2 separate regions of the Mus musculus genome follow, and region 1 is linked to region 2. Evidence: chromatin loops called from intact Hi-C (ENCODE). Cell type or tissue: heart. All regions are shown on one strand. Each heading gives the region's core, and the rest is flanking DNA. Links, peaks and the distances in the headings are about the cores only. Region 1 holds the start of Rpl11 (ribosomal protein L11). Region 2 holds the start of Gale (galactose-4-epimerase, UDP).

What was found. A loop is a pair of places that touch in the nucleus more often than their neighbours do. Peaks named below come from ENCODE experiments on the same cell type or tissue, not always from the same donor. Only the 100,000 strongest peaks of a DNase experiment are listed, where the experiment ranks them.
Region 1: a loop joins it to region 2, with 2.5 times the contacts of the local background. A loop is called at or near these places in 9 of 42 quality-filtered maps.

Annotation. Positions count from the first base shown.
Region 1 is chr4:136,047,254-136,063,157 of GRCm38, forward strand. It overlaps Rpl11 (ribosomal protein L11), which reads right to left and starts at 6,140. Exons shown (of 6, transcript NM_025919.3): 1 at 6,095-6,140; 2 at 5,314-5,464; 3 at 4,361-4,467; 4 at 3,918-4,049; 5 at 3,027-3,137; 6 at 2,101-2,763. The coding sequence starts at 6,100. The coding sequence ends at 2,734. In heart, for the core only: a CTCF peak has its summit at 6,235; DNase peaks (open chromatin) are centred at 5,438 and 6,158; H3K4me3 peaks cover 3,243 bases; H3K27ac peaks cover 2,179 bases.
Region 2 is chr4:135,952,574-135,968,477 of GRCm38, forward strand. It overlaps Hmgcl (3-hydroxy-3-methylglutaryl-Coenzyme A lyase), which reads left to right. Exons shown (of 9, transcript NM_008254.3): 4 at 1,284-1,379; 5 at 3,014-3,162; 6 at 6,150-6,213; 7 at 7,404-7,592; 8 at 8,210-8,335; 9 at 9,536-10,095. The coding sequence ends at 9,637. Gale (galactose-4-epimerase, UDP) reads left to right here and starts at 11,152. Exons shown (of 11, transcript NM_001356493.1): 1 at 11,152-11,215; 2 at 12,761-12,883; 3 at 12,993-13,108; 4 at 13,430-13,543; 5 at 13,797-13,973; 6 at 14,240-14,353; 7 at 14,439-14,505; 8 at 14,598-14,683; 9 at 14,779-14,856; 10 at 15,016-15,130; 11 at 15,228-15,605. The coding sequence starts at 12,766. The coding sequence ends at 15,286. Lypla2 (lysophospholipase 2) reads right to left here. Exons shown (of 10, transcript NM_011942.1): 10 at 15,652-15,904. In heart, for the core only: CTCF peaks have their summits at 8,360 (motif pointing left) and 8,566; DNase peaks (open chromatin) are centred at 8,298, 9,808, 11,058, 12,058 and 2 weaker places; H3K4me3 peaks cover 2,245 bases; H3K27ac peaks cover 2,566 bases.

The DNA.
Region 1 (15,904 bases), core at 3,084-11,083, 94 kb after region 2:
TCCTGTCTCTGCAGGACCAGGACAGGAGCTGAGCTGGGTTCTCAGCTCTCTTCAGGCCTGTAACCCTCACTAAGGGAGCCTGGCGTTTCTAAGTCTGCTGCTGGGACAGATGTCTTATCTAAGACTGACCATGCTTGATTGTCAACTTTTCATGACTAAGCTGGAAAAAATAACCACATAACAAAGTCAAGTGTGCTTACACACTCACTCTGGACACTGCTCTAGCATCAGGGTGTGGAAGAACATAAACACCAGTTTTCATGCTGGCCTGAGGGGGACCCGAGATCCCAGGAGATCCTGTCTGTCTACTCATTGTCTAGCCACTCTCCTGGATGGGCCATGACCTCTTCAATATCACACTGAGAGTTGAGAGGCAGGACTAAAATCTAGTTTCACCTTCTAACTCCCAACAGTTTCCATTGAGCCAGAATCCCGGGCAGTTTTATGATCTTAATAAAGACAGCTTAAGCTTGGATGGCTCAGCGGTTAAGAGCACTGGCTGCTTTTCCAGAGGTCCTGAACTCAATTATCAACAAGCACATGGTGGCTCACAACTACCTGTAACGAGATCCGATGCCCTCTTCTGGTGTCTGGAGACAGCTACAGTGTACACAATTAAAAAAAAAAGAAAAAGAATGAAAATTAAAAAAACCCACAAAATCCACCAGTTCTGTCAGGACTCCCAGCACTTGTCAGATGGTTGTCAAACACCCTTCACCCCAGAAGCATAACTAATAAAACATTAAAGCCACCCCAGTTGCATACAATACAGCAGTACCCAATGTAGGAAAGCAGAGGCAGGTGACCCTGAGTTCAAGGCCAGCCTGACCTACAGAAAAACCAGCTTGAGAAACGAACACCCCAAAACCCTGTCATTTGAAAGCGAGTTCCGGCCTGCTTCCTACACCAAGCCTCCCTTCTACGCTGAGTCTAGGGATAGTAGCAGAGGTTGTTGGGCTTCCTAATGCTTCAACCTGCTCTTGTGCTGACTCCCAATCATAAATTTATTCCCGTTGCTAACCGGTGTGTAATTTTGCCAGTTATAGATTGTATATATCTGGCACGTAGAAAATGTGGCCCCTATGAAGGGACCATGACCCACATGCTGAGAACCTTTGGTAGTACAGGGACCTGACACACCCTAGCTTCTGGAATGCTTAAATTCACTGTGTGCCTTCTGTACAGTACAGTACAGGCTCCAAGCTAGCTTAGGCGCTTTCAACAGGTTTACTCAATTACCTAATTCAGAGCGTGAGGCTGCAGCTATAGCTCCCCTGGCTGACTGCTGGCCTGGCACTGTGTGAGCTGGGTGTGGTGGCACACTCAGATCCCAGCACCCAGGAGGCAGAGGCTAGTCACAGCTAGTTCCAAGCCACTCTAGTTGACAGGAGACTCTAGCTTGGGGGCTGAGGGGGACAGGAAAAGTTAACACTGTCTGAAAACTAAACCGCTCACTTTCTGAGCTTTCAATAAATAGGCAAACAAGAGGCTGGAGGGATGGCTGGTTTTGAGCACTCTTGCTGTTCTTGCAGAAATCAGGTTTGATTCCCAACATCCCTGTGGCAGTCATGGTGCAACCCAGTTGTGGGTGGGTCAGATGCCATCTGCCTTACTCTGGCCTTCACTGGTAGCAAGTACAGGCCCACATGCAAAACATCCAAGCACACACAAAGTTGAATTAAAGTAAATTTAAGAGAGTTGGGCATGGCCCTGTGTGCCTTTAGCCCCTAAGCAGAGGGGCTTAGGAGGCAGAGGGCCAGGATTCTGCATCCTGGTGTGACCAAGGAGTTCTTGGACACACCAAAGATAGGACAGTCAGAGATGAGAGACCATCTCAAAACAAGTGTTGAACACACAGATGGAAACAGCTTAAATAAATGGTGGCTTGTGTGTGTTTGCTCCATGGAAGGCAGCAACCTAGTTTCTGGCAGAACATCACACCAGGACGTGGTACTCCCCATTAGGCTAGGCTGGCTGGCAAGAACCCTTTATGAGTAATGGCGATTAAATTTGAATTTAGGTCTCAAGCTCACACTGTTACCTACTGTGCCACTTACACAGTCCCCAAAATAATGGCTTTGATCACTAGTGACAGGATTCTTCACACCAAAACAAGCCAAGTTTTAATGTGTTAGGATTCCACGAACAAAACACACAAAAAAAAATTCAAGTGCTCACACGCCTAGTAGTTGTCTGATGATTGCTTCCGTGAAAGAGACAGATCTGCTCCAGGTTACCATAGCTAATCAAGGGAGGACTAATCCGACAATTTGCCTGTGAGACTTCCTTCCTAACAAGGCCTCCCTCCCAACTGTGTCATTTTAAATGCAACTCAACTATGAACAAAGCCAAAATAGTCTTTACCACCACACCAGAAGCTGTGGTCCCTTCACCACACACCAAGTCACAAACAAGGGACACCTGCTGGGACTGGGACATTGTCCCAGCCCTTAATTACAACCAAATCCAAACCCTAACCAACCCAATACCTCTCAAAACCCACTTAAAGGACCTCTGCACCACAGCCCACCCACAGGGCACTCAATGCTCAGTCTCAGCTGTGGGGAGACACTGGAGTCCAGGACGCAGGCTGCCGCCGCCACCAGCAATTCTCATCGAGGCTTTCTTTAAGTGCTTGTGGTCCCAGGATCTGAATGAGGCCACGCGCCTTTCACAAACACACAACTGTAACATGCATTTCTGAGAAAATTTTATTAGCTTTTTGGATCAAGTTTATTTTCCAGGAAGGATGATTCCATCGTACTGAAAGAGAAGAAATTGCATGTTTTCAGAACAAGGTCAGAGCAAGAACTGCAACAAAGACTAACGTCTGAGAATTCTGACTCCAGATACCTACACTCAAGACCTTTTCAAACACCAACCCTAGGAGGCATTTACCAAAATGCCCAGATATTCCATCTTTATACAAGCTACCCACCAAACAGCACTGTACCTGCAGAGCTCCCATCCCAACACCAGTCCCCAGCACCACAGAGCACCAGCTCACGTGGGACAATCGGCTTTACCTTCTGCTGGAACCAGCGCATGGCCTCCTCCTTGCTGATTCTGTGTTTGGCCCCAATGCAGCCTGTTCTGCGCTTCTTGTCTGCGATGCTGAACCCTGGCCTACCCAGCACCTGTGCCAGAATAACCAACAGTCACCCAGCCAGCTCAGAGTTGGCTCAACAGTGAACAGACAAGACTCACACTTTACAGACTGACCTTCAAGTCATCAAGACTAGTACCTCAGCTGGACAGAACTGTCATTAGCTACCCAGACAACACACCAGGCAGTACACACACATGCCCCGCAGGCTTCCTCCTCAACTGGTCTCTATCCTTGTAACTCCAGTCCCAATTCCAGTATGTGATTCCCTTGTCCTCTCTCTTCTGGCCTCCACAGGCACCAGGCACACACATGGTGCAGATATACATGCAGGGAGTTCAAGGCCAGCTTAGGCTGTAAATCAAAGACCCTGCCTCAAAACAAAAACTTACATGTGCAATGTGGAAAAATTTAAGTCGCCAAAAGCAGCATACCCCCCCAAAGCGCTTTCCACTATGATAACGGCCATTCCCACATGACAATCCCCATTTGAGCAGTCTGCACCCCCCACATTTCCATGACTTCCTCACAGAACTCCTGTGCCCCAGGCTAAGGAGATGAGTGGAGACAGGGAAGCAAATTCGAAGGGCAAATGCAGCCCAGGATGACCCAGAGAGCTTTGCAACGGCAGGGAATAAACCCCGGAACCTCTACACTTGCTACAAGGCCCTTTTCTGAGGGGGACACACAGGCAGACAAGACACGAGACTTCAACCCAGCTCCCCATCCCAACAGCAGGACAGCATGTGTGGACGTCGACAGAGGAGCCACCTCTCCCCACAGGCAGCTTGGGACTGAGAAGTCCACATACCACATAGAAGTCCAGGCCGTAGATCCCAATGCTTGGGTCGTATTTGATGCCCAGGTCAATGTGTTCTTGAATTCCAAAACCAAAGTTTCCAGTATCCGAGAAGTTATTTTTCCGCAACTCATACTCCCGCACCTGAATGGACACAGAAGTGACCATGCTATCCATCATGTTCAAGTAGCCCAACATGAGCTCAGATCAACACCCAGTAGGCCCAGAGCAAAACCAAAACTCTGTGAGTCCTAGCTAGGAGCACAGGTATCCCTCCCCTAACCAAGTCATGCCCCAGCTACAAATGCCATCAAACGATCCCCACTTCCAAAGAGCAGAGAAAATCCCAAGGACAGAAATCCAGGAACAGTCATCTCTGAAACGCCAAGGCACTGTATGTGTGTATATATAGCCCATCTCTGACAATGCAGCAGCCTCCACCCCACCAGCCTCACCTTCAGGCCTTTCTCCAGAATTTCCTCTGCCTTGGCTCCGCGGACTGTGCAGTGAACAGCAATCTTCTCATTTCTCCGGATGCCAAAGGACCTGACAGTGTATCTAGCTGCAGGACGGGGACACAAGAGGCAGGTAATGTCTTATTTCCATTGCACGGCATCTAGCGTGTCAGTCAACATCGTCCACAACACAGAAAACAGAGCTTTCCATCTCTAATTTACCCAGCCATACTAAGAACCTCAAACAGCATGGCCATAGTAACAGACACAGGTTAGCAAGACTGTTACATTCCTTGAGAGAGAAAAATCTCAAATGTAGCCCAGGCTGGCCTTGAACTGGCAGCAATCCTCCTGCTTCAGCCTGGGTAATGGGGTTACAGTTGTGGGCTATCAGGCCCAACCAATGATTATGCTCTAATTGGGAGACTAAAACTGACAAAAGCCAGTGTTTTCAAAATGCTGACTGTGGTCCTAAGAAACAGTATCCAAACCCAATCACAGACCACCCACAACCACACTAGCAACAGACTCCATGTTTCTAGCAAGGTAACTCCTGTCATGTGGCCAAACAAGGGAATCACAATTCATTTTAAGTGAGTTGAGGCAGAGCCAGAAGTTAAGAAGCACTGGTGGGGGGGTGTTGGAAAGATGGCTCAGAGGTTTAACAGGTTCTGAGGACCTACACGGTTGTTCACAACCAACAGAAACGGGATCTGATTCCCTCTTCTGTCATGTGGGCATGCATGCAAACAGAGTACCCATGCACACACACACAAATACAAATAAAAGCATGGATAGGACCTCATGCCAACAGTGTACGGTATTAACCCTGTTCTTAGCTGTCAACCAGGCCCACGACAGCTCACGTTATAAGTCCATTTGCACCCGTGCTCCGGTCAGATGAAGCAAGCTTTCCAGATCCACTCCTCTCTGGTCAGCCCACCGCCACTCACCTTTGGAGAACACCGGGGTCTGGCCTGTGAGCTGCTCCAACACCTTGGCTGCCCGGGTCAGTCTGTCTCCGCTCTCCCCGACGCAGATATTGAGGCAGAGCTTGCGGATGCGCAGTTCCCGCATGGGGTTCTCCTTTTCCCCTTGATCTTGCTGCGAAGAGGGACACAGCCATCAACACCCTCCCGCCCCGTCAGAGACGAGAAACAGCCAAGGTCTTCTCCGCTCTGACTTCTATCGTCCCGGATCCCGCCTAAGCCCTCGGGACCACCAAGGTCTCCGCGTTTGGAAGAGAACGAACACAGAGAGAGAGCCTGAATCCCAAGCGGATCCACGAGTAGGGAACAGACACTAGAGATCGTAGAAAGTATACAATGTAACCCTAATCAAAACTACAGGAAGTACCGGCCTCTGCGCCATGCCGTCCCCCTTCCCAAGCTAGCACGGGTCCTGCGAGTAGGACTCGCAGAAACTCCCCAGCACCACACAAGCTGCAAGTGTCCCCTTGGCCCCGCCGTGGACCTCCGCACGTCGCGCTCGCACTTCCGGCAGCCCCCAGACACTGCGTCTGGGCCCTCGGGGCTGCAGACCTGAGCCCCATTCTTAGGATGGGCGGCGATGCGGCGGGGGTGCCCCACGGCCGCCCAGTCCCGCCGGGCTTAATGCCAACAGCCTCGCGGGCTCCGTCCTCCTCCGGCCACCCGCGAGACAGCCGCCCTGGGCTCCGCCGACTGCGGATGGAGACGGATGAAAGCGAGGCAAAGCCAACTCTCGCCTACTCACCGCCATGGTGGAGAACAGGAAGAGAGAGGGAGACTTCCGGCCCCGTGGCCTTATGGGTCAGGAGGCGGGCTTTTCTTCTAGGCAGACAAACGAGGGGAGAGGGGGAAAGAGAGGCATAGCTGTCGTGGCGCTGCCACCTCTAGTGGACTGTCCTCGAAACTGCAGTCATCTTGGGCAAAAGACTAGGTCGTGGGTTGTCCGATGCTGGTATGTTCTTGAGTCCATGACTCCAAGAACAGTCTCAGAACCTGGTGGTTCTTGAGTGATGTCACTGCCCAAAGTCCATTAAATCAGTTGAGCAAAGGGCTAGAGAGAAGGCTTTACAGTTAAGAACAAAATTCCCGGCATGAACACGGTATTTCAAAACTGGTTGTGCCTCCAGTTCCAGGGAGACAGATCCCTCTTCTGGCATCTACAGGCATCAGGCCATGTGTGCATACAGGCAAAACACCCATATAAATAAAATAATTTTTATAAATAAATAAGCTGAGACGCCAGGCAGTGGTGGCGCACGCCTTCAATCCCAGCACTTGGGAGGCAGAGGCAGGTGGATTTCTGAATTCTGGTCTACAGAGTGAGTTCCAGGACAGCCAAGGTTAGACTGAGAAACCCTGTCTCGAAAAACAAAAACAAAAACAAAAACAAAAAAATCAGCTGAGGCTGGAGAGACAGCGCAGTAGTTAAGAGCACTTGACAGCTCTTCCCAAGGTCCTGAGTTCAATTATCAACAACCACATGGTAGCTCACAGACATCTGTAATGGGATCTGATGCCCTCTTCTGGTATGCAGGTGTACATGCAGATAGAGTACTCATACATAAAATAAGTGCGAAGATAAAAAGAAACCATACAGATTCTAGACCCTTTACTTTGTAACTATGTTAACAAGTATACAAATCAGAGTAGTGGCTTAAATCAGCTGTTCCAGTCTGATGCCCTTGTCTTCCTTCTGAGGACCCCAGGCACACACTTACAAGGACATATGTGCAGGAAAAACTTAAATACAGATAAACTAATAAATAAAAAGTAAATTTTGAAAATAAGAGTCCTGAGCTGTGAATACAGGCAGGTGTGGGTTTGATCCAACTAGCTAGTTACTAATTAAAATTACTTCTGTCTGTTTTCCCCTTGTGTAAAACAGCTACTTCTGTGTCATGGGTTACTGTGTAATTCAGTGAAGTATGTAAGTTGTTACTTTTATAATTAAGTCAAGCCTACAACATCCAAGCAACACCCACCTTCCAAAAGAAGTATTAGACATGGTAGCTAAAAAGAAAAAGGACATCAGAGGTGAGAGAGAGAGAGAGAGAGAGAGAGAGAGAGAGAGAGAGATCTGACAATGGCTTACAGATGCTTCTGAGAAGAGATCATCAGTTACAGACTATAGGACACGCCCCCTTCCAGGGTTACATTGAATCCTCAGAAGCTGAACTCAAGGATGAGGACCACCAAGATCCACATCCCAGGCAGATGCTGGCCTTCCTTGAGTCAGTCAGTTTCTCTAACATGAATGCATGGGCAAAGAAGAACACAGACGCCTTCGGTAGAAAAAGGGCCTGCCCTCTCCTTCCTGCTGCCCCCAGTACCCTTCTCTAACCCACACAGGGAGGCCAGAAGCCCCCCAGCATTTCCAACCTTTCAAACCTACACATAATGAGAATTTCAGTTTGTTTGTTTGTTTGTTTTGTTTTTGGTATTTTTCAAGACAGGGTTTCTCTGTGTAGCCCTGGCTGTCCTGGAACTCACTTTGTAGACCAGGCTGGCCTCGAACTCAGAAATCCGCCTGCCTCTGCCTCCCGAGTGCTGGGATTAAAGGTGTGCACCACCATGACCGACTAGTTTGTTTTTTTAAAGCCCAGTTATGTTATGTGATTATGTTCTTGTTTTGATCCCAGGTGGGGGACATGGGGCTGTTTCAGATTATCCATGCCCAATAACTATGATTTCTTTTATGCTCTAGAAGGGGTGTGATTTTCACAAGCTGTAGATGTTTATGTTTTGAATTCTGGGGACACTTCAGAAAGCTTAAATGCAAGGGGCCCAAGAGGGCCTGTGACAGCTGCTGCTCCCCATGTTGTTGCTCCCCGTTGCTGCTGCAACAGATAATAGAACCCAATAAAGAAGCCAAAAAATCCAGTTATGAGTGACCCCTAACACAGAGCAGAATGAGACACATGGGGCCAGGCGTGGTGGCACTTGCCTTTAATCCCAGCACTTGGGAGGCAGGGGAAGGTGAATTTCCGAGTTTGAGACCAGCCTGGTCTACACAGAGAAACCCTGTCTCAAAAAAAAAATAAAAAAAACCAAAGAGAGAGAGAGAGAGAGAGAGAGAGAGAGAGAGAGAGAAGAGAGAGAAGAGAGAGAGAGAGAGAAGAGAGAGAGAGAGAGAGAGAGAGAGAGAGAGAGAGAGAGAGAGGATTCCTAATGCCATAGGAGAAGTGGTGGCAAGGGAAGAAGAAATGAGAGTTCTGCTTCAGGACATTACCAAAAAGTTTACTGCTGCTGGCTCTGGGTTCTCTCCCACACTGCTCCCAGAGGGGAATTTCTATTTCCTCCTCCTCCTCCTCCTCCTCATCCTCCTCCTCCTCATCCTCCTCCTCTCCTTCTCCTTCTTCTTCATCTTCTCCCTGTATTCTATTTCAAAGAGGATTGGGAGAATGGCTGAGCAATGGGAAAAGTTGTGAGTGGATATGGAGGGATCTGAGAAACAGAAAAAAAAAAAAAAAAAGAATGAAATGGGGAAACCAGAAGGATCATTCTGTTCTCTCATTTTTGAAAGGGTTGCAACATTGCCTGTGCAACTGAAAGGGCTCCAGGTAGAGACAGGAGCTCTTGAAAAGCCAGTAGCACTGGAAAAGGGGGAACAGAAAGACTCAGACCTGGTGACTCACAGCCAGAGCTTCTCATGGGATGAAAGAGGGAAGCCAGCTGGGCATGAAGGCAGAGCCTGGCTCCACCCTGTGCCTTTCACTTCTTTTCACTTCGGGTCTCAAGTCCCCAAAGACCCTGGGTGGAGCAAGGAGCCAGGAGAAGCAGGAGACCATGTTTTAAGAGGAAGGGTTAGTCTTGAGCCAAGTACCCTGCCAGAGGAGGGACCTGGAATTACAAAATCACCACCGGTTTTCTGATTGTAATTGTGCAGCACATGCCTGCTAATGATGCTGATCACGATTATGATGAGATAATGTGGTGCCCTATAGAAATGATAGATCTGAGGCTTTATAAAGATGCTATCCTTTCATGTAGAGTGCATTCCCCTTGTGTTAAATAGTCACCGGACTACCCATAATAGAGTTATTCCCCAAGACTGGAAATGTTTGCTAACAGCCAACCCCAATTAAATGTTTGCCTTTATAAGAGTTGCCTTGGTCATGGTGTCTCTTCACAGCAATAAAATCATAGCTAAGAGAGAAGTTGGTGCAAGGCTGAGGCATTGCTATGATAGGCCTGACCATGCTTTGTTTTGAGGAATATGGATTTTGCGACTTTTGAAAACAGTGGAATGCTTCAAGTGGGGTTTAGTAGGCCATACTAGTAGAAACATGGAAGACCACTGTGGTACTGAGGGTAATTTCAACTGTGGTGGCCTGGCTCAACAGGTTTCAGAGGAGAAGAATTTTAGTATGTGGCATAGAGACTGTTCTTGTGATAATTTGGTGAAGAATATAGCTGCTTTTTGCCCTTGTCTGAATAGTCTACCTGGCTAAATTGAAGAGATTTAGATTAATTGCATTGAGAAAGAAAAATCTCAAAAAAGTCTAAAATAGATTCTGTCCTGTAGTTCACTCTCATAAAGAGTGTTTTGACCAAGTGTAGCAAGCATGGAAAGGAAAAATACAAAATGTATGGCTCAAAGGTTAAAGGATGACGAGGAAGTCAAGTGGAGCTAAATTTTGTGTTCAAGGAGAAAACCAGATTAAAGATATTAAGGTAGTGGTGACCCCAGGGCAGGATCCCACCCAGCTAAGCTTCCATCTTGTGAAAAAGAATTAAAGAAAAGCTTTGGTCCAGGCATGATGGCACATGCCTTTCATCCCAGCATTCAGGAAATAGAGGCAATCAGATCTCTGAGTTCAAGGTCAGCCTGGTCTACAGAGCAAGTTCCAGGTAAAAGAAAAGTTTAGGTACAGGTATGGTGGTACATGCCTTTAATCTCTGCACACATGAGACAGAGACCTGCAGATTCTGAGTTACAGAGCAATTCACATGCCTTTAATCCCAGCACTCGGGAGGCAGAGGCAGGCAGATTTCTGAGTTCGAGGCCAGCCTGGTCTACAAATTGAGTTCCAGGACAGCCAGGGCTATACAGAGAAACCCTGTCTCAAAAAAAGAAAACAAAACAAAAAAACAAAAACAAAAACAAAAACCAACAATAACAAAAACTCAGACTTGTAATAAAAAGAGTATTACTTCCTGTTCCCTGAAGAGAACAATTGAGGGTCAGAAGTGGACTGCGTACCACCCAGCGACTGGCTAAGCACCAAGTCAGAAGATGATAATGAAACCAACTCCTCTGAGCCAAGCCCTAGGCTGCCCACTTCACGAGGGTAGAACTGAGAGGGGCTCCTTCATTAGGACAATGAACTTGACAACACACTTGTCTCTCTGCGACTGCACAGATCTACACCAGACTAGGAGGTCAGCATCAACTCCATCTTTGAGATGGATAAATGAAGTCTCCGATGTCACAGGAACTTCTCTGGAGTTGGGCCTAAACCCTGACATCTTGTACAATGGCCAAAAGCTAACACGATGTGTGTGTTTGTTTAGCCTCTAGAACAGTGTTTCTCAACCTACGGGTCTCAACCCCTTTGGGATTTGAACAACCCTTTCATTGTCTAAGATGATTGTAAAACTGATATTTATATTATGATTCATAACAGCAGCAAACTTACAGTTATGAAGTAGCAACAAAAATGGTTTTATAGCTGTGGGTCACCACAATAGGGGGAAGTATATTAAAGGGTCGAAACCTTAGGAAGGTTGAAAACCACGGCTCTAGAACAGATACCTAATAACTGTTCAAGACACAAGAACAGGGGCTGGTGAGATGGCTCAGTGGGTAAGAGCACCCGACTGCTCTTCTGAAGGTCAGGAGTTCAAATCCCAGCAACCACATGGTGGCTCACAACCATCCGTAACGAGATCTGACTCCCTCTTCTGGAGTGTCTGAAGACAGCTACAGTGTACTTACATATAATAAATAAATAAATCTTAAAAAAAAAAAAAAGACACAAGAACAGGCCTTCTACCCCAGGCTTGCTTTCCTACTCTCTGGAAGTAGTAGTATTGTCCACTCAAGGCCAGACTGGTCAACACAGCAAGACCCTCTCAAAATACAAGAAGGACGGGCTGGAGAGATGGCTCAGTGGTTAAGAATGATTGCTCTCCCTCCAAAGGACATGGGTTCAATTCCCAGCATTCACATGGTAGCCCACAACTGTTTCTGGGGGATCCAATGTTGTGGGCATGCAAATAGTACAACGACATACATGCAGGCAAGATAATCAAGCACATAAAATAAAATAGAAAAAATTAATATATACATGAATGCATACCACAGATAATTTATTAAAAAGTCGGGGATACAGCCCGGTGGTAGAGAGCTCGCCTAGCATGTACAAGATCTTAGGTTGAATCACAAAGACACACAAAACCAAACACTAGGTTATTCCTTTTAAATTGTTTGTTTGAGACTGTAACTCATGCTAGCCTTGAACTTAAACCAACCCCCCTGCCTCAGGCTTCAAGAGAGCTGGAGTCAGACCTGAGCCACCAGGTCCAGCTTTGACCATCTCTAAGTTGCTTACCTTATCAAATGAAAACAGAACTGACATCTTCATTATGGCACGTAAACCTAAGCCAGTGATTCTCAATCTTCCTAATGTGTGACCGTTTAATACAGTCCCTCATGTTGCAGTGACCCCCCCAACCATAAAATTATTTTGTTTTTACTTCATGTGATGGTTTGTATATGCTCAGTCCAGAAAGTGGCACTATTAGAAGGTGTGGCCCTGTTGGAGTAGGTGTGTGTGTCACTGTGAGCATGGACTTTAAGATCCTCATCCTAGCTGCCTGGAAGCCAGTATTCTGCTAGCAGCCTTCAGATAAAGATGTAGAACTCTCAGCTCCTCCTGCACCATGCCTGTCTGGATGCTGCCATGTTCCTGTCTTGATGATAATGGACTGCATCTCGGAACTTGTAAGCCAGCCCCAATTAAATGTTGTTCTTATAAGAGTTGCCTTAGTCATGGTGTCTGTTCTCAGCAGTAAAACCCTAAGACACTTTGTTCTCAGCAGTAAAACCCTAAGACACTGCAAATTTGCTAGTTACGAATAATAATGCAACGATCTGACATACAGGGTATCTGATACAAGACCCCTGTGAAAAGGACATTTGACCATCACAGGTCACGACCTACAGGTTGAGAACCACCTATCTAAGCTGCTTTCTTTCGGGATTTGCTAAAATGCACTCTCTCTTTCTCCTCCTCCTCTTTCCCTCCCTCCTTTATCACTCTCTCCCTCTTTCGTGATTTCTTCAAAAGCTGGACAGAGAACAAACCAGTTTCTGCCTCCTGCTGCCTATTCCACTACAGAGTTCAATGAGCCACTCACCGGAACTCTCATCCTGATTGACAAGTGAGGCATTTGTTCCATTCTGACATCGCCAGTAAGAACCAGTTAAGATCTCTGAGCTAGCTGGGCGTGGTGTTGCTCGCCTTTAATCCCAGCACTAGGGAGGCAGAGGCAGGTGGATTTCTGAGTTCGAGGCCAGCCTGGTCTACAGAGTGAGTTCCAGGACAGCCAGGGCTATACAGAGAAACACTGTCTCAGAAACAAAACAAAACAAAACAAAAATCTCTGAGCTATGCTTGTGGTTTTGTCTACTGAGCTTCTTTGAAATCTGATAACCATCAGCTCTCTTCTCAGTGACACCATGGGTACCGCCCACATCTCAGCACCAAGGACAGTGCTCAACACAAAACACACACACACACAGAGTAACCCAACAAACTTTTTTTTTTTAAGATTTATTTATTTATATGTAAGTACACTGTAGCTGTCTTCAGACACTCCAGAAGAGGGAGTCAGATCTCGTTAGGATGGTTGTGAGCCACCATGTGGTTGCTGGGATTTGAACTCCAGACCTTCAGAAGAGCAGTCGGGTGCTCTTACTCACTGAGCCATCTCACCAGCCCCTTTTTTGGTTTTTCAAGACAGGGTTTCTCTGTGTAGCCCTGGCTGTCCTGGAGCTCACTCTGTAGACCAGGCTGGCCTCAAACTCAGAAATCCGCCTGCCTCTGCCTCCCAAGTGCTGGGATTAAAGGCATGTACCACCACTGCCCGGCAACCCAACAAACTTAACCACTGGTTGCTCTTCTAATATTCTCCAGGGCTGCTGGACAATATGCATCAGAAAATTCAAAAATAATTCTTTTGGGCTAGAGAGATGGCTCAGAAGTTAAGAGCACTGACTGCTCTTTCAGAGGGCCTGAGTTCAATTCCCAGCAACCAGATGGTGGCTCACAACCATCTCTAATGGGATCTGATGCCCTCTTCTGGTGTGTCTGAAGACAGCTACAGTGTACACACACACATAAAATAAATAAATCTAAAAAAATTGCTTCATTAGTAATTGTTTCTAGTTTAGTGATCTAGGATACATGTGAAGATTTCTCAACCAGGAATCTTAGAACAGTTTTTAGTAAAATTAAAAATAAGGAGTCAGAGCTGGGCATGCCTTTAATCCCAGCTCTCAGGGGCGGGGAGCGGGGAGCAGAGGCAGGTGAATTCAAGGCCAACCTGGTTTACAGATTGAGTTTCAGAACAGCTAGGGGTGCACAGGGAAATGTTATTTCAATAATAATGATAATAATAATACCATCAGCAAAACCAGGGTTGGAATTTAAGTCGACTCTAGAATTCATGCCTAGTTGTGTCTCCCAGTAAATCCCTAGCTGAAGAAATGAAGAGAGGATGGGAGGCCTGAAGCCCCAACTTGTCATCTCCATGGTCCCAGCAGCCAGTGCTGGGTTTTAGAAGCAGCAGAACATGGGGGTAGGGGGAGGGAGTAGGCAGAAGAGGAGCGAGAGTGGCCTGGCTTTCTTTCTGAAGGGTTGCCGCAGGACTCAGGTCACAGCCCCTGTCTCGAGTCTAAGGGTGTTTTCTAGAAGTTCAGGAACTGGGCTGTGTGCTTGGAAACAAGCCCAGATCAGGGAAAGTTGGCCGTCGGGGAAAAAGCAGTCCTGAACTAATTTATAGAATTCTGGGTTCGTCCTGTCCTTCGGTGAGTCCCTTCATCTAAGGACCCTTGTCATAGCTGAGTATCTATTACTACAATATAGCACCATGACCAAAAGAAACTTGGGGACAAAAGGATTTATTTCAACTTACAAGTCTCCGGTCATACCTCATCACTGAGGGCGGCTGGGGCAGGAATTTAAGGCAGGAACCTGGAGGCAGGAACTGAAGAAGAAGCCACGGAGGGTGCTGCTTCCACAACTAACTCAGTCTGCTTTCTTATAGAACCCAGGGCTGCTTCCACATCAATCAAGAAAATGTTCACAAGGCTTGCCTACAGACCAGTCCGGTGGGAGAACGTTCTCACCTGAGGTTTCCTTTTCAAAGACGACTCTACGTTGTATCAAGTTGACATAAAACTAGCCAGGGAAACCCTATTCCTCCTACTCAGTGCTTCTGTGGTCCAGGGAGGTCCAGGGAACTCCCCATTCACCCTTTCTAAAATCCTAATGATGCTGAGAAAGGACCCTTTAAATTTTCTTTGACAAGGTAGAAACACTTGAGAATTGCCCTCTTTACAAAAAAATGTTCTCACAACCAGGGAAATTGATAAGTAGGAATGTCTTGAGAGTGAACTGCTATAACAATACTTTGTTGCTGTTGTTGTTGTTTGACAAAGTATCATGCAGCCCAGACTAGCTTACTTACTATGTAACCCAGGATGCCCTTGAACTCCACTTCCTGAATGCTGAGATGACAGGGATGGTGGCACACTCCTAGTTTATGCGGTGCTAGAGATCAAACCCAGGACCTTCCCCATCCTAGGCAAGCACTCTCCTAACTGAGCCCAGCACTCAGCCTCTCCTTTATAAGTTCTCTTGGCCTCTTCTCTGCAGCTCCGGCCTGCACTTTCAGCCCTTGCATCAAACCTCCTGGAGAAGCCAACTTCCCTAGGGGAGCCCTCCCTTGGGCCCAGCTTAGAGATCCTTCAGCAGCCAGCTGGGGGCAATCCTGAGGCTCCCCACTTCTCTTTGTCCCTCAGAAGCACTGTCCTACAAACTGAGGTCTGTCACCAGAAGGCCATCGTGTCTCCTCAGCCTTGTCACCTGCATCAGTCAGGAGAACACATCTGATTCCTTGTCACTCCATCTTGGGCTGGAATCAGAAGCACAAAGGTCATACCTAGATTTCTCTCTTTCCTTCATGTTCTTTTTTCTGTGTATATGTTCTCATGTGTGTATGTGTGTTCACATGTGTACACGTGTGGACCGATGTTCACAGAGGCCAGAAACAATATTGGGTTTCTTCCTCTGTTGCTCCCGCCTTACTTTCTGAGACAGAGGCTCACTGACTCTTTAGACTAGCGGGCTCCTGGGATCCCTGCCTCTCTCTTCACCTGAACCAATTGTAGGCATATGCCCAGCTTTTAAAATGGGTGCTGGGGTTCTGAAGTCAGACCCTCACACCTGCATGATAAGCACTCCATCAACCGAGCCATCACCTGAGTCCCTGTAACAATTCTTTTGAAAATCTGAGTACATTTGTTTGTTTGTATGGACGCATGAAG
Region 2 (15,904 bases), core at 4,253-12,252:
TCTGGAAGCGTAGCTTTCCATGTCCCTGGCTTGAGGGCTCTCAGGTGAATCTGAGCACTGTGTAGCATGGGAAGAACTCGACCTGGGAGCCATGGGCTTTGATTCATTCTGGGCTCTGACCTGGCTTACTGGAGCTCTTGCTTAGTGAGGCCTTTGCCCTCTTCAGTTAGAGATGGCCTCTGAGGTCTCTCCTAGCTCTGAGAATATAGGATGCTGGTGATCTGCACTATCTGTGTTTGTAAAGGGGAGAGCGAAAATTTGTCTTAGTTAGGGTTTTGCTGCTATGAACAGACACCATGACCAAGGCAACTCTTTTTTTTTTTTTTTTTTTTTTTGGTTTTGGTTTTTTGAGATAAGGTTTCTCTGTATAGCTCTGGCTATCCTGGAACTCACTTTGTAGACCAGGCTGGCCTCGAACCCAGAAATCCGCCTGCCTCTGCCTCCCAAGTGCTGGGATTAAAGGCGTGCAGCACCACTGCCTGGCCCAAGGCAACTCTTATAAAGGACAACATTTCATTGGGGCTGGCTTACAGGTTCAGAGGGTCAGTTCATTATCATCAAGGCAGGAGCATGGCAGCATCCAGGCAGGCATGGTGCAGGAGGAGCTGAGAGTTCTACATCTTCATCTGAAGGCTGCTAACAGAATATTGACTTCCAGGCAGCTAGAATGAGGGTCTTATAGACCACACCCATAGTGACACACCTATTCCAACAGGGCCACACCTTTTAACAGCACCACTCCCTGGGCCGAGCATATACAAACCATCCCAGAATTGCTGTTTCATAGCAAACAATCCCTTTGATAGCACCAGGCAATGCAGAAGGAGTGGCGCCCAGGGCCCCACCAGAGAAGGTTCTTGGTAAGTGGCTTGTGACTGCAGGTACCTCAGAGGTGGCAGTACTGACACAGGAGCTGCCAAGATCACGCTGACCAGGATGTCCCCTGACCCCTCTCTGGTCAGGCAGATAAGAAAAGTATTGGAGGGGCTGGTGAGATGGCTCAGTGGGTAAGAGCACCCGACTGCTCTTCCAAAGGTCCGAAGTTCAAATCCCAGCAACCACATGGTGGCTCACAACCATCTGTAATGAGATCTGACACCCTCTTCTGGAGTGTCTGAAGACAGCTACAGTGTACTTACATATAATAAATAAATAAATAAATAATAATAATAATAATAATAATAATAATAATAATAATAATAAAAGAAAAGTATTGGAGACAAAAGATTCAGTAGTGAGGAGGTTTTTTCTCCCGCTGAGCTCTTGGCTTCTTCGGCTCCCAGATGGCTGACCACTCTGACGTCTTGAAGGGCATTCAGAAGTTTCCCGGCATCAACTACCCAGTCCTGACTCCAAACATGAAAGGCTTTGAGGAAGCGGTAAGAGGTTGACTGGCGAGGCCCCTGAGAGAGACTGATGGTTACCAGTCCCTGCCTTGTCCTGGGATGTCCCTCTGAACAGCCTGCCACCAGTGGGGCTGAATACCATCAGACTGGGGCTGGGGGTGGGGCTGGAGGGTTTGGGGGAGGGGGGAGTTCAGCCCTGTCACTCACTCCTCTGTTGTCTTGATGAATTGCTTAACCTCAGTCAGTTCTGCCTCTGAGCCACGAACGATAGCAGCACTTTACCACTAAGTGGATGCTCCCATAATCAATGTTTAGTAATAGCTGAGAGACAAGGCCTGATAAAAAAAAAAACACCAAGGCCTGGGATCACCCACTTTGGTTTTGTTGTTGTTGTTGTTGTTGTTGTTTTAGTTTTTACTTTATGTGTACTATAGCGGTTTTTGTTGTTGTTGTTGTTGTTGTTTTGTTTGTTTTGTTTGTGCCCTGTGCATGCAGTGCCCTGTGCATGCAGTACCTGCAGAGACCACAAGAGGGCATAAGATCCTTGGAACTGGAATTGCAGACAGTAGTCAGCAGCCGTGTGGGGACAGTAGTTAGCAGCTGTGTGGGGACAGTAGTTAGCTTCTGGAGAGGTTGATGGTGTGATTTGACATAAACTTATTTCATGAGTGACCCCCCCCCACACACACACCCAGGTTTACAGTGGCAGACTTGATGGGTGTCTGGTATCTCAGATGGAGAGCCTCATGCTCACGAGGGGAACACTTCAGCCCAGCGCTGCTCTCCAGCCTTGTTTTTGTTTTGGTTGTTAGTTTTTTGGGTTTTGGGTTTTGTTTTGTTTTGTTTTGTTTTTGAGACAAGGTTTCTCTGTGTAGCCCTGGCTGTGCTAGAACTCCCTCTGTAGACCAGGCTGGCCTCGGACTCACGGACATCCACCTGCCTCTGCCTCCTGAGTGCTGGGATGAAAGGTGTGCTCTGTTTTGAGGTATAAGCAGTTCCGAGGGCTGCTTGAGAAAGTAGTGCAAGCCATCACAGAATTGCTCTGCTGCCTCACGTTCCAGAGGTCAGGAGTGTTGGCTGCGTCTGAGGCCTCCAGAGAGCCACGTATCCTGTAGTAACTAGGGATGCGCGGTTAGCCTTGCTATTGCTGGGTTTGTACGTGCCTCACTCCAGTGCCTGCCTCCACCTCACGTGGCCTTTCATGTCTCAGTACTTCACACAGCCATCTTTGAAGGACACCAGTCATTCTGGGTTAGGGATACTCTGCTCCGGTGTGGTCTAATTTATCCAGCTACATTTTCAATGACCCTGTTCCCAAGTAGGTAACATGGTCTGGGGAACTAGGGACTGGGACGTCCACATGTTTTGTTTATTATTATTTAATTTATTTACTTGTGTGATTTGATTCTCTCCTTCCTACCATGTGGGTCCTGGGGAATTGAACTCATATCATTAGGCTTGATGGTATATACCTTTTGCCTGCTGAGCCATCTTGCCTGCCCCACCTTATTTCCTAAAGTGTATATATGTATATGTGTATGTATGTATGTATGTATGTTCAGCCTATGAAAGTTATAAAACTGTAAAACTTGCCATAAAAAATATTTTTGCCAGTGACCACTTTCTCCAGGAGCAAAGTGCTAAAGGTATTCACTGGGTATTGGCAGGTAGCTGCGGGTGCCAAGGAAGTGAGCGTCTTCGGTGCTGTGTCTGAGCTCTTCACCCGGAAGAACGCGAACTGCTCTATAGAGGAGAGTTTCCAGCGCTTTGCTGGAGTCATGCAGGCGGCCCAGGCCGCCAGCATCTCTGTGAGAGGGTGAGTGAGCCCCTTTCTCGGGACCCTTGTAGAGTGTAGGTGGATTCCCCCACCTGCCGGTCGGTCTCTCTCCCTCGGGCTGGGTGTCCCAAGCTCTACTCCTGGGAACCTTTCTCCAAGTGCATGTGGTCAGATGAGCCGGGCTTTCTCTCAGACATACAGTGTTGACTGACCAAGTGTAGGTCAAGCCAGCCTGGAACTCACAGACATCCAGCTGACCCTGCCTTAAGTCTGGAATGTTGTGTGCCACCATGCCCAACCCTGCTGGGAAGCCAGGCCCGGCAGCATGGGAACTGGTAGCCTGTGGCTTTAAACGTGTCTCAAAACAAACAAGCACAGACAGACAAACAGCAGAATGCCGTGCTGGGCATGAAGCCCAGCCCCGATGAGGTTTTGTAACACGTGAGTCTGCTACCACTGAGCTATGTCCACGCTGAGTGATCGCTCTCACTGTGATTTTCAGGGCTCTGTGTGCGGCATCTCTGCCCTCTGCAGCGTTCTCTCTCTCTCTCTCTCTCTCTCTCTCTCTCTCTCTCTCTCTCTCTCTCTCTCTCTCTCTCTCTCTCCCTCTGCCTCTCCCTCTGCCTCTGCCTCTGCCTCTGCCCCTGCCCCTGCCCCTGTCTCTCCCTCTGTCCCTGCCCCTGCCCCTGTCTCTCCCTCTGCCCCTGCCCCTGTCTCTCCCTCTGTCCCTGCCCATCCTTCTCCCTCTGCCCCTGCCCCTGTCCCAGGGCCTTTGCACTCGCTCCCCACAGGCACAGTGCTTCTCCTCTGCTCTGCCTCTCAGCTCCTGCAGGGTCCTCCTTGCACATCAGCTCCTCTTGCTTTTCTTTGTCTCTCAGCAGGAGACAGCGCCCCTCCTTGGGGGCCAAAGTCTTCCGTTGCCCTGAAACACTAAGCTGTTTAGCTCCTCAGCCTCCCTCACCACTGTGCTCTGGCCTGGGGAAGGCCCACTTCCCACATCCCTGGGTGATGCTGCCCCATCAAAGGCTGCACAGAGACCTGATGAGCAGGTGGAGGACAGGGAAGCTGGTTCTCCGTCGTGTGCCCCCCAGCTCCCAGGCCTGTGCTCGGGCTTGGTAAATTCCCCACGCCCCCTCCCCAGACAGGATATCACTATGTAGCTATGTAGCCCGCTATCCTGGACCTCACAGAGATCCCCAGCCTCTGCCTCCCAACTGCTAGGATCAGAGGTGTGCCCCTGTACCACCTTTCCTTGCTTAGCAATGTTTGGAGAAAGAACTAAACAGCAAATGCAGGTGGAACGCACACGGAGGTTGTGGAAATGTTGATCCAGCAAACATTTACTGAATCTCTTTTTATTTATTGTTTTATTTTAAAGATTTATTTAGAGGCAGAGGCAGGCGGATTTCTGAGTTTGAGGCCAGTCTGGTCTACAAAGTGAGTTCCAGAACAGCCAGGGCTATACAGAGAAACCCTGTCTCAAAAAACCAAAAAAAAAAAAAAAAAAAAAAAAAAAAAAAAAAAAAAAGAAAGATTTCTTTATTATTATACATAAGTACACTGTAACTGTCTTCAGACACCCCAGAAGAGGCCATCAGATCCCGTTACAGATGGTTGTGAGCCACCATGTGGTTGCTGGGATTTGAACTCAGGACCTTTGGAAGAGCAGTCAGTGCTCTTAACCGCTGAACCATCTCTCCAGCCCCTTTATTTTATTTCTTAAGCTTTATTTATCTATTTACTGAGGCAGGGTCTTTCTCTGTAACCCTGGCTGGCCTGGAACTCACAGAGATCCACCTGCCTCTGCGTTTGCCTCTCAGGTGCTGGCACTAAAGGTGTGTGCCACGACGCACGGCTCCATTTTTTAATATATAGAATTTTTGTTTCCATGAGGTGTTTTGTTTAGGGTTTTGTTTGTTTGTTGAGACTGGTTGCCTCTGTGTAGCCCTGGCTATCCTAGAACACACTCTGTAGACCAGGCTGGCCTGGAACTCACAGATCCATCTGTCTTTGCCTCCTGAGGGCTGGGATCAAAGGTGTACATCTGGGAACCACTGCCTGGGTACCATTTCATTCTTTAGGTTCATGTTGACTAGGAACTCATTTTGTAACGGAAGTTGGCAATCCTCCTGCCTCTGCCTTCCAAGGGCTAGGATTGCAGGCTTGAATTTTCACCCTCAGCATAACTAAAGCTGCCCCAGTGCCAACAGGTGGTGACAGCAGACTCTACATGATTGTCACAGTCAGTCTGGGCGCCCCTCCTGCCTCATGTCATACTTCCTTGCCCCGACTGTCCCCAGGCCTTAGTCTGTCCTTTGCTCTGTCCCGAGCATGCCAGACCCTGACCCTGACTGGAACACACCTTTGGAAGATCTTCCCTCTGAAGTCCCCATGCCCTCAGGGAGGTCTGCCTCACTAACCCTTGCCATGCTAGCCGCCTCTGCCTCTCCCCACAACTCCCCATCCCCCACTGCTCCCTTCACAGCTCATCTCTTTCTGGAATTCTCTCCCCTCCTAACGTGACTGAGGTCATATTTACCATCTTCCTGACTTGAATGAGCTCCTGCAGGTTAGGGTCCTCCCACTGCTCTGTGTCCAGTGCCTGGCACATCCTCTTCATCTCAGTAAATATCAAAGCTGGTGAGACATCAGGCCCTGGAGCCTGTGTGTTCACGCTGGCATTACTGACCTGAATACTGTTCCCCCACTCCCACCCCAAGGGGCGCCCCCTCCAGACACTCAGCTCCAGTCTGCTTCCTTGTTCCTCTTGGGAATTCTCAGCCACCTGCAGCCCTGCTTCCGGTCCAGTGGCCTCTAAGCCCCACCTTCCCTGCCGGTCCTCTCTGCTTCTGCCCAGAAGTAGGGCAAAGAGCCTTTTCCCCACGCAGAGCCGACCTTTCACCCAGCACTGGGCCTCCTGCTCTGCTTCATGTTTACTGTGGGCTCACCAGGGATGTGGGTCAAATGGTCACCAGCCCTTCTATTGGCAATGGGGACACTGATGCGTTCCTCCCCCTTTTTCACAGGTATGTCTCCTGTGCCCTCGGATGCCCCTACGAGGGGAAGGTCTCCCCGGCTAAAGTTGCTGAGGTGTGTGCAGTGGGGCCAGGTCTTGTGAGGGTAACTTCCTTGCTACCCTGCACGCGCAGGCGCAGGCGCAGCTCCCCTCCCTTTCCCAGAAGAACACACACTCACTCATATACTGCGAGCCCAGCCCAGCTGCCCCACAGGCTACCTCCGTGGCAGGTCTCTAGCCCACCTGAAAGCCCCAGCCCAGCTTCCAGTCTCATCAGCTAAGGCGTCATCTCCAGTGTGGTAGTCCCCAGGAACCCCAGCTCCCCTGGAGTAGCTTAGAGAGCGCACTCATCCTCTTGACTAGCAACCCGGGCTCCACGGAGGAAGACCCAGCATAGGGACTGAGTGTGAGGAACCTGGGCCATTTCATCCAGAAAACCCCGCTGCTGACTTAATGCTGCTCTTCCATGTATAGTTGAGGAAGTAAGTCACTCGCCACCCTGGGTACAGATGGCAGATTGGGTCTCAGCCCATTGTGTCCCATGGAATCCTTTTTCTTTCTCCCCAATACCATGTGGCATCCAGGTAGAGGAATGGCGGGTGGCTGCTGTGCCCTGGTCTGTGCACCCCACCCCCATGGCTACCTCCCTATAGCCCATCACCAGTCTCTAGAAGCAGAAATTGAAGCTCACAGAAGCTATACCTCCCAAAGCAGGTAGCCAGTGAACAGCAGAGTGCGGACTGGAACATGGGCTCAGGGCCCTGCCATTACTGTCACCTGATAGGCACATGGGCAGGGGTGGAGGGTGGTACATCACCTGGTCATTTATCAGGATGGTCATCTTTGTCATTCAGGCCAGGCATGGGGATGAGGGAGCAGTTGGCAGTTTAGGATTTGCAGTGAGCCAGCCAATTGCAAATGAGCTTCCAAAGAGTTACATAGTCCCTGTGTTTCCTGAAGTATCAAACTAGTACCTTAGACCTACAGATCACAGATCCACCTCCCTCTGGAGGACGGGCTTCTGATTCCAGTCAGCATGGGGAAGAAGGAAATGGGCTGAGGCTGGGGCTGCTGGAGGTGCTGGCTGGTTCTGGAGCGCAGTCTTGCAGCCACTGGGTAATGCTGGTCCCTTCCACTGAAACTGTCGGGGTAGAGTCCAAGAGGAACACAGCGCCTCTGATGGGCAGAGTCCCTGCTTCAGAGCCCCAGTGTCACATGCTGGTGGCTCTGGGCTCCTCTATTAAGTATCTGCTTACTTCTCCAGGTTGCCAAGAAGTTGTACTCGATGGGCTGCTATGAGATCTCCCTTGGGGACACCATCGGCGTAGGTACCCCAGGACTCATGAAAGACATGCTGACTGCTGTCATGCATGAAGTGCCTGTGACAGCATTGGCTGTCCACTGCCATGATACCTATGGTCAAGCTCTGGCCAACACCTTGGTGGCCCTGCAGGTAATGAAAGCCGTGCGCCCATATTCCCAGAGGGCATGGGGCAGGGAAGTACCATTTCATCGTATTTATTAATAAAGTATTGAGGCAGATGTCTATGAGGCCACAGATGGCGGCACACACAGGTTAAGGGAATGGCTTCCCACAGAACATAACTGAGAGACTTAGAGTTGGTCCTTCCCTTCCACCATGTAAGGCCTGGGGATTAACCTCAGGTTATCGGGTTTGGGGGCAAGCACCTTTACCCTCTGAGCCATCTTGCTGGCCCATTACAAATCCTTCTGAGAATTCTCCAACCTCTCATTTCTTTGACACTATTCAAAATAAAGCCCCCCAAAAGAGCTGTACCTAGGATCTACCACTCTGGGACTGGAGGGGCTAGACTGGTGGCCCGGAGGAGCGAGCCTCTCTGAGGAGAGCCCCAAAGGGTGAAATTGAGTCAGGAGCCAACCATAAAGGGGTAGAGGAAGTCCTCCAGCAGGGAGAGCAGTGCCACAGAGGAGACTGTGTTCCAGGGAGAGAAGCTCTGACCCTCAGTGGGTTCCTCTGACATTGGGGCAGGAGGTGTAGGAGGCGGCTCCTCAGGCAACAGCCGCCATTCACCGTCTTTATGTTTCCAGATGGGTGTGAGTGTTGTGGACTCCTCTGTGGCAGGACTTGGAGGCTGTCCCTATGCAAAAGGGGCATCAGGGAACTTGGCTACTGAGGACCTGGTCTACATGCTGAATGGCTTAGGGATTCACACGGTAAGCCAGCCTGCCCCCTGGTGGTGACATCCCTCAACTACCCAGGGCTTACCTAGAGTCCATGGACTGATGTGCCCGGCATGCTTAGGGTTGATGGAGCTTAAGCAGGGCTTGTGGAAGCTTTCTGTTTCTGAGAGTTATCTAGGAGAGGTGAGAGTGAGCAATCTGGAGTAGGAGCCCTTGTGGGGTTTGAAGTCCTGACAGAGCAGCCTGGGGTGTGTGTATTAATAACCAGTAGACAAGGGCCTGAGCAGGAGAGGCTCTGTTGGTGGCCTTAGAGGGAGGAGATTAAGACCCCAAGGGTGAGAATGAGCCAACCAAAAAAGGGAATGAAGAGAGAGGTCTCCGGCAGAGGAAACAGAGAGGAAGCAGCGTGGCAGAAGAGAGGTTGGTCTGCTTGGATATGATCATGAGCATAGGAGGCCAAGATCCCAGGGTGACATCCACACTTCAGTCGCAGGAGGCCCCCAGAAAGTGGAAGGAGCCCTAAGAGGGGGCAGCTTTGTGACCTGCAGTGAGTCACTTCCCCCAGACTGTTTTCTCTATGAACAAGGGCACACTGTGAAATTAGCCACACAGGGCTCCACTGGACTCTGTGGGACCTCGGTGGTGGCACAGAGGTCACACTACATCTCAGCTTTGAGGTCTGATGGTTGAAAGCCCAGATCTCTTCCACCCCGGCTGCTCGACTTCCAAGTATTTCATCTCTGTAAACCCGAGTAACAACGGTGCGTGTGCTCTCCACTGTCACAGGATTAAGAAAACGCATGGCCAGAAGCATAGGTCAGTGGAGACACCCTGGACCAATCTGTAGCATCAGAAGAAACTGTAGCGTGCTTGGCACTCAGTAATGGCCGGCTAGCAGATTGGACTTACTGTTACAGTCGAGTTGGGTGAGGGAGTGGTCTAGTAGGTGAGACCTTCTCTAGCATTAGCAATGGTCTGGGGACAGTCTCAGCACAGGGAAAGAGACACAAAGGCCAACGAATGGACATCACAGTTCCTGTGGGGCAGGCTGGACCCTGAACATGGAGATGGGACACCACTAATAAGGTCCCTTCCACAAACCGCCTGCTGGAGACAGCCCCAGACAGTGGTCACAACTGTTGCAGGAGGGGCCTGTTTGCTGTCATCTTCCCCTTCCCATGTCAACAGCTGTCTATGGTCTGTTTGCCTTACTTTATTCCTTACTTCTTCAAGGGTGTGAACCTCCAGAAACTTCTAGAAGCTGGGGACTTCATCTGTCAAGCCCTTAACAGAAAAACTAGTTCCAAAGTGGCACAGGCCACCTGCAAGCTCTGAGACCCTCGTTCGCCTGAACCAGAACGGAGGGAATTGGGTGTATACAATGATTCCTGGATGAAGAGATGGAATGAGAGCAAATGAGCCGGCATCACAGAGGTCCCTGTCCCTGATGATAAGGGCTAGAGCTGCCTGGCCTGGGCCAGCTCCCCAGAGCTGTGCCTAAGCACTTGCTTGGGATGGCCCTGGGTGAGTCTGCCTGCCAACAGAGCTGATGTCCACCGCCGCAGGGCCTTTGTTCTACCTCTGAGGACAGAGAGCAGTTTCCCCTTATGCCAGCAGAGCATTTGCTGGAATGGTGGGGGTTGATCTGCATCTGTGGTCATCTGCCAACGAAATCTCCACTCTGTGTGTGATTTTTTTGAAAACAGCTTATGTAATTAAAGGTTTAATTTTCTAATATAACATTCAAACGTGTGTTTATGGGTGGAGGAGTAAAATTGCTCTGAGGGAAGAGGGAAGGTTTTGTGGCTGGTTCATCTTTGGATCTCTTCCATCGCCACACCCAAGCCCCCAGACCACTGACTGGAAATCATTGCTGTGGGGAACACCCTAGGACTCGCTTCTGAGAACGTGCCTGTTTCCAGAGCAGGAAGATAGATCAGGAAGATAGATCTCTTACTGGTCTGGAACTAGCTAAGGAGACTAGGCTGGCTGGCCAGTGAACCCCAGGGATCCATCTGTATCTGCTTCCAGTGAGATAACAAACTTCCACAATGGTCAACTTGACAGTATTATTATTATTATTATTATTATTATTTATTCACGCGCTAGCTATCTTCAGCTTCCCTTTTCATAAACTCACTGAAATTCTGCTGGGCCTGAAGACCTGTACTACCAGGAAAGATTTAGCTTCATTTATGTATTTGTGAGAGAATGCCAGCTATGTATGGTATGTGCAACGGAGGTCAGAAGCGGGCATGGCATCCTATGTAATGAGAGGCGGTAGGTATGTGGGTGCCAGAAACAGGACTCGGGGCCTCTGCAGGAGCAGCCTCCCGAATGCTGGGATTAAAGGCGTGTGCCACCACCGCCCGGTCCCGCTTTGTATCTTAAACCGAGACAAAAGTGTCTTGAGTCCCTATACGGGGGCAGGTGCGCAAACACAGCTTTGGGGGAGGGAGGCAGCGGCTCAGCGATGGGCACAGCAATTGCTACTGTGAATGTCAAGGTTCCTTCGCCATCGCGGGTTTCTTCCCACGTGAACTTGGACGCAGCCCGGGCCAGCCATGTCCTCCAACTGGAGCTGCCCGACCAAGGGTTTGACACAAACAGTGGCTCTGAGTGGAGGGACTAGAAAGGGCCCAGTCCCGACCTTGTTTCTCCTCAACAGCCCGCCGGTAACCGGATGGCGTCCGCACCCCTCATTTCCGCCCTCGATGGAAGCGCACTGCGCAGGCGTTTAAAGCCTGTGCAGACCATTTGTCCCTCCAGGGTTGCCGTCCAGGCAGTAACCCAGTACACACGTTTCCTGGAGGGCGTGGAGGGGCGGGGTCGGGCTGGGCTGTCAGGTCTTAAAGGGGCCGCGGCGCTGGTCGCGGGAGGCGGTGCCTGGAGTCAGCGCTGGAGCTTCCGCAGGTTCGGCCGGTAGAATGAAGGGCTTAGTGAGCTCGGAAGGGCCAATGCTTGGTGGGGAGCGAGGAGGTTCCAAGAGGGTCGGTTCGTGTTCGGAACAGGGCCAGGCTCACCCCTTCTGCTCGCGTTTTCCGCAACCGTAGCGGGGGCCACCCGAGCCCATTCATTCGGGGCTCGGCTCCCCGCTCCTGCTCCCAGCCCAGACCCGAAGTCCAGAGCTAAGCTCCGCCTCGCCCAGGCTGCTGAGACCCAGCATCCGCTCTCCTGCCTTGTACAGACAGGGAAAACTGAGGAGGGGACCGCTGACCAAGGTCATCCCCTAGTCCGGAGCGGAGCGACCTCAGAGCAGCCTTTCTGCCACCAGAGTCCCCTCAGCGACCGCCTCCCCGCGTCTTCGCGCAATGCGGGAGCTGCAGGGAGTCGCGGGGCATAGTCTCGGGGATCCCCCTTAGTCAGTTCTTATTGCTGTGTGACCCCAGGCCGACTGCCTCTGGGCTCAGACCCTAGTACCCAGGGCTGGTAGAAACACCTGCCACATCCAGATGTTGGGAAAATAACGCACAAGTGCGGGGTAGTGATTCTGGGTCGCACTGGACGCCCCGTCCAGTGGGCTGCAGCAGAATAACCCCAGCAGAAACTTGAGGCAGCTCGGAGAAAGACGGCAGCGAGCCAGGTCGTGAAAATGAAAGGCCTCACTGTGTGGACTGCCTCTCTGTCCGCCCAGCAGTTTGCTCAGGGTGGGGATGCACACCTGGCAGCGGAGAGCGAGCCAAATCCACGTCGACACCGGCTCACTTGGTGCTGCCCTCCTTGGGCGGGATCTGTGGCTCCAAGTCAGCTGGGCCAAAGCTGAGCTATTGGCTGCCCCAGGGTGGGGTGAAGCCCTACCCACTCCAGGGCTGTTGGCACTGCAGCCTCTGAGCTGGGCACAGCCTTCCTGGCTAAGGACCCCACCCTTGAGGCCATTTGGCGTTCTTACTGCTTCCTCCCAACTGACCTTCCAGGGGAAGGGTTGTTGGAGCACTAGATGTTAGTCATCAAACCCAGGAACCTTTTGCTCCGGGGAAAAGGTGTCAGTTTACAGGGACAGGTCCCTTTTTCTGTATCCTAGCCTCCCATTCTTAAGCGATGTTCTTCTGCCCGAGACTGTCCATACTCCAGACATGGAGGCAGGAAGGGTGGGTCTTCAAAAGGCCCATCTTCCCACCCTCTGTCAACAGGAACTAGACAGCATGGTGTGTCTGATGTCCTACATATGCAGGTGGCAGACCTTTAAACTGCTTCATTGGGCCCTCCTAATACATGGGGTGTGTACAATAATTAGTTCTAGAGGTGAAAACTGTGCCCTAGAGAGAGTTCAAAACGTCAGCCCCTACAGCCAGAAACTGGTAGTTAGCTAGTTAGACCCAGGGCTGATTCTGGAACCTCTCCTTAAACTAGGGCTCACCCCTACATCCTCCAAGATGAAGGTAGGGGTCGAGCATCCAGTTGGAGTGAGGCCCTGAGCAGGAAGCCTCGGCCACCTCTGAAACTCTGTCTTCTAAGCAGGCGCCATGGAAAAGGTGCTGGTCACAGGTGGGGCTGGCTACATCGGCAGCCACACGGTATTGGAGCTGCTGGAGGCAGGCTACTCACCTGTGGTCATTGACAACTTCCATAACGCCATTCGTGGTGAGTGAAGCTGGGTACGAATCAGTGAACAGTTTCTAGAGGGGTTGGGTACAGGACCCCATTCTCTAATATTGAACACCGTGTGCCCCACCACCACCACCACCACCAGGAGAAGACTCCATGCCTGAGAGCCTGCGCCGGGTCCAGGAGTTGACAGGCCGCTCTGTGGAGTTTGAGGAGATGGACATCTTGGACCAGGCAGCCCTACAGCACCTCTTTAAGAAGGTATGTACTGGGGCTGGAGAGATGGCTCAGCGGGTAAGAGCACTGACTGCTCTTCTGAAGGTCCTGAGTTCAAATCTCAGCCACCACATGGTGGCTCACAATGCCCTCTTCTGGTGCATCTGAAGACAGCTACAGTGTACTTACATATAATAATAAGTACATTTTTAAAAAAGAAGCTAGGTGCTAGCTGGGGCATTTAGAGCATGCCTTTAAACCAAGCACTTGGGAGTCTTTGTGAGTTTGGGGCCAGCGTGGCAGGTAGGAGGAGCATCGCCAAGGATGCAGGCACAGCATCCTCTGACCCTGGCTTTCCCCCTGCAGCACAGCTTTAAGGCCGTCATCCACTTTGCTGGCCTCAAGGCTGTGGGCGAGTCAGTGCAGAAGCCTCTGGACTACTATAGAGTTAACTTAACAGGGACCATCCAGCTTCTAGAGGTAAGAGGACGGGGACACAGACGCCAGCTGGGCCCCAGGCTGGCTGGCATGCTGGCCACAGTAAGGGCCTGCGTGGGAGAGTCAGAGAGGACCCAAGCCGTACCATCTCGGACACCTGCCTTTCTTTACCCCCCCAGCCTGTTTCTCTCTCTGTAACTGATGCCCGTCGCCTCAGCCCCACCCTCCTAGGGTGGGGTAACAAGTGGGACTTACCCGTGAGGCACAGGCCACTGACCCTCCCCTCCACGGCCAGATCATGAGGGCCCACGGAGTGAAGAACCTGGTGTTCAGCAGCTCAGCCACCGTGTACGGGAACCCCCAGTACCTGCCTCTGGATGAGGCCCACCCCACGGGGGGCTGTACCAACCCCTACGGCAAGTCCAAGTTCTTCATCGAGGAGATGATCCGGGACCTGTGCCGGGCAGACACGGTGAGGACCGCTCACCCCACCTTTGCTCCATTCCCTGGCCCCCTTGAGCCCAGGATCACCCCGGGCACTCTCAGCACAAGGAGGCAGAGGCTGAGAAGCGAGAAGCGGCAGTGTTCTCTGCCCAAGGTCTTGGCAGCTGGTATGCAGGTGCCCTCTGTTGCTCCTTGGTAGAGACCACAGAATAGACATGGGGAGGTAGATGGCTGTGGATGAGTTGGGACTCCCTCCGAGTGGCCCAGCCCCACCGTCTGACCTTTACCACGCAGGCCTGGAACGCCGTGCTGCTTCGGTACTTCAATCCCATAGGCGCCCACGCCTCTGGGCGCATCGGTGAAGATCCTCAGGGTATTCCCAACAACCTCATGCCCTACGTCTCCCAGGTAAGGGGGGGGCAGTTCTGGGGGAGCGGGACACAGATTACCACTGGTGCCAGCGCCCTTGAAGTTGACCTGACCTCTGCTGTAGGTGGCAATCGGGCGACGAGAGGCCCTGAATGTCTTTGGTGATGACTATGCTACAGAGGACGGGACAGGTGAGCCTAGGAGTCAGGGCAAGGAGGGAGATGGGGACAGGGGTTGGGGGCGGGGGGGGGGCAAACTTCCGATGGAAGCAATTCCCCCACAGGTGTGAGGGATTACATTCACGTGGTGGACCTGGCGAAGGGCCATATAGCAGCCTTGAAGAAGCTGAAGGAGCAATGTGGTTGCCGGGTAGGGAGCCAAGAGAAGAGCCGGGGAGGAAACGGTTGGAATCCAGGGTGAAGGTGGCACACAGGGTGAATGATAGACTCCATTCTCTTGGGCAGACCTACAACCTGGGCACGGGCACAGGCTACTCTGTCCTGCAGATGGTCCAAGCCATGGAGAAAGCCTCAGGGAAGAAGGTAGGCCCCACCCACAAACACAGTGGGCTCTCCAGTCCAGCCGTCTCTTCCAGCCGCTACCTTGAACCTCAGTGCTAGGTGCCTATGACAGAGCTCTTGGTTGTGGTTCCTGAGGCCCGGGGCCTGGTCAACCAAGTATGTGTACTATCCCCTTTGCAGATCCCGTACAAGGTGGTGGCACGGCGGGAAGGTGATGTGGCGGCCTGTTATGCCAACCCCAGCCTGGCCCATGAGGAGCTGGGCTGGACAGCAGCCCTGGGGCTGGACAGGATGTGTGAGTGTCTGTGGAACCCAGGAGAGGGCGGAACCGGCTATAAGGGCAACTGCTCGGGCCGTCCTCAGGCAAGTCCTGACCATCCATGTCTGCTCAGGTGAAGATCTGTGGCGCTGGCAGAAGCAGAACCCTTCGGGCTTTGGGGCGCAGGCCTGAGGACCTCGTTACCATGGACCAGAAAAGAGCAGCTGCCTGCTTTCCAGTCTCCACAGGACCCTGTACCCTCACACTCTGGGGCCACCCTACCTCAAATGCCAGCTGTCTGCTCAGCCCTCCAGGCAGGAGACCTCTGGTTCCACTGACCAGAAAGAAGTCCAGGTCTTTCCAGCCTGTCTCCCCCCCGAGTTCAGCAGCTCATGTGATCCCCAGAGCCTTGGGGATGGGGAGGCCAGGGGGTCTGGGACCATAGCCTCCCCCAGGCACTGATGATTAAGCTTTCCAAAGTATTTAAAATAAAGATGTTTTCTTATCGAGAGGCAGATTCTCACAGATGGCCACGCTGTACCACATAAGGGAGCCCTGAGAGTTGAAGCAATTCCTTTAATTTTATCGGAATCCAGGACAAAACGAGAAAAACACCCAAAACCACATGAAGACAGAAGACAAGACACAACTCCTCCCCCACCACCTCCCTGGCCCTAAGGGGGGACATAGTGGGGGTGAGACAGCAGGGAGTTGGGGGGGCCCTTGAACCTCAATCCAGCCCTGCAGGCTCCAGGCCTGCAAGGAAGGGCCATGGGGAGGCAGGGTCCAGCCCCTCTCGGGGAGGGGCTG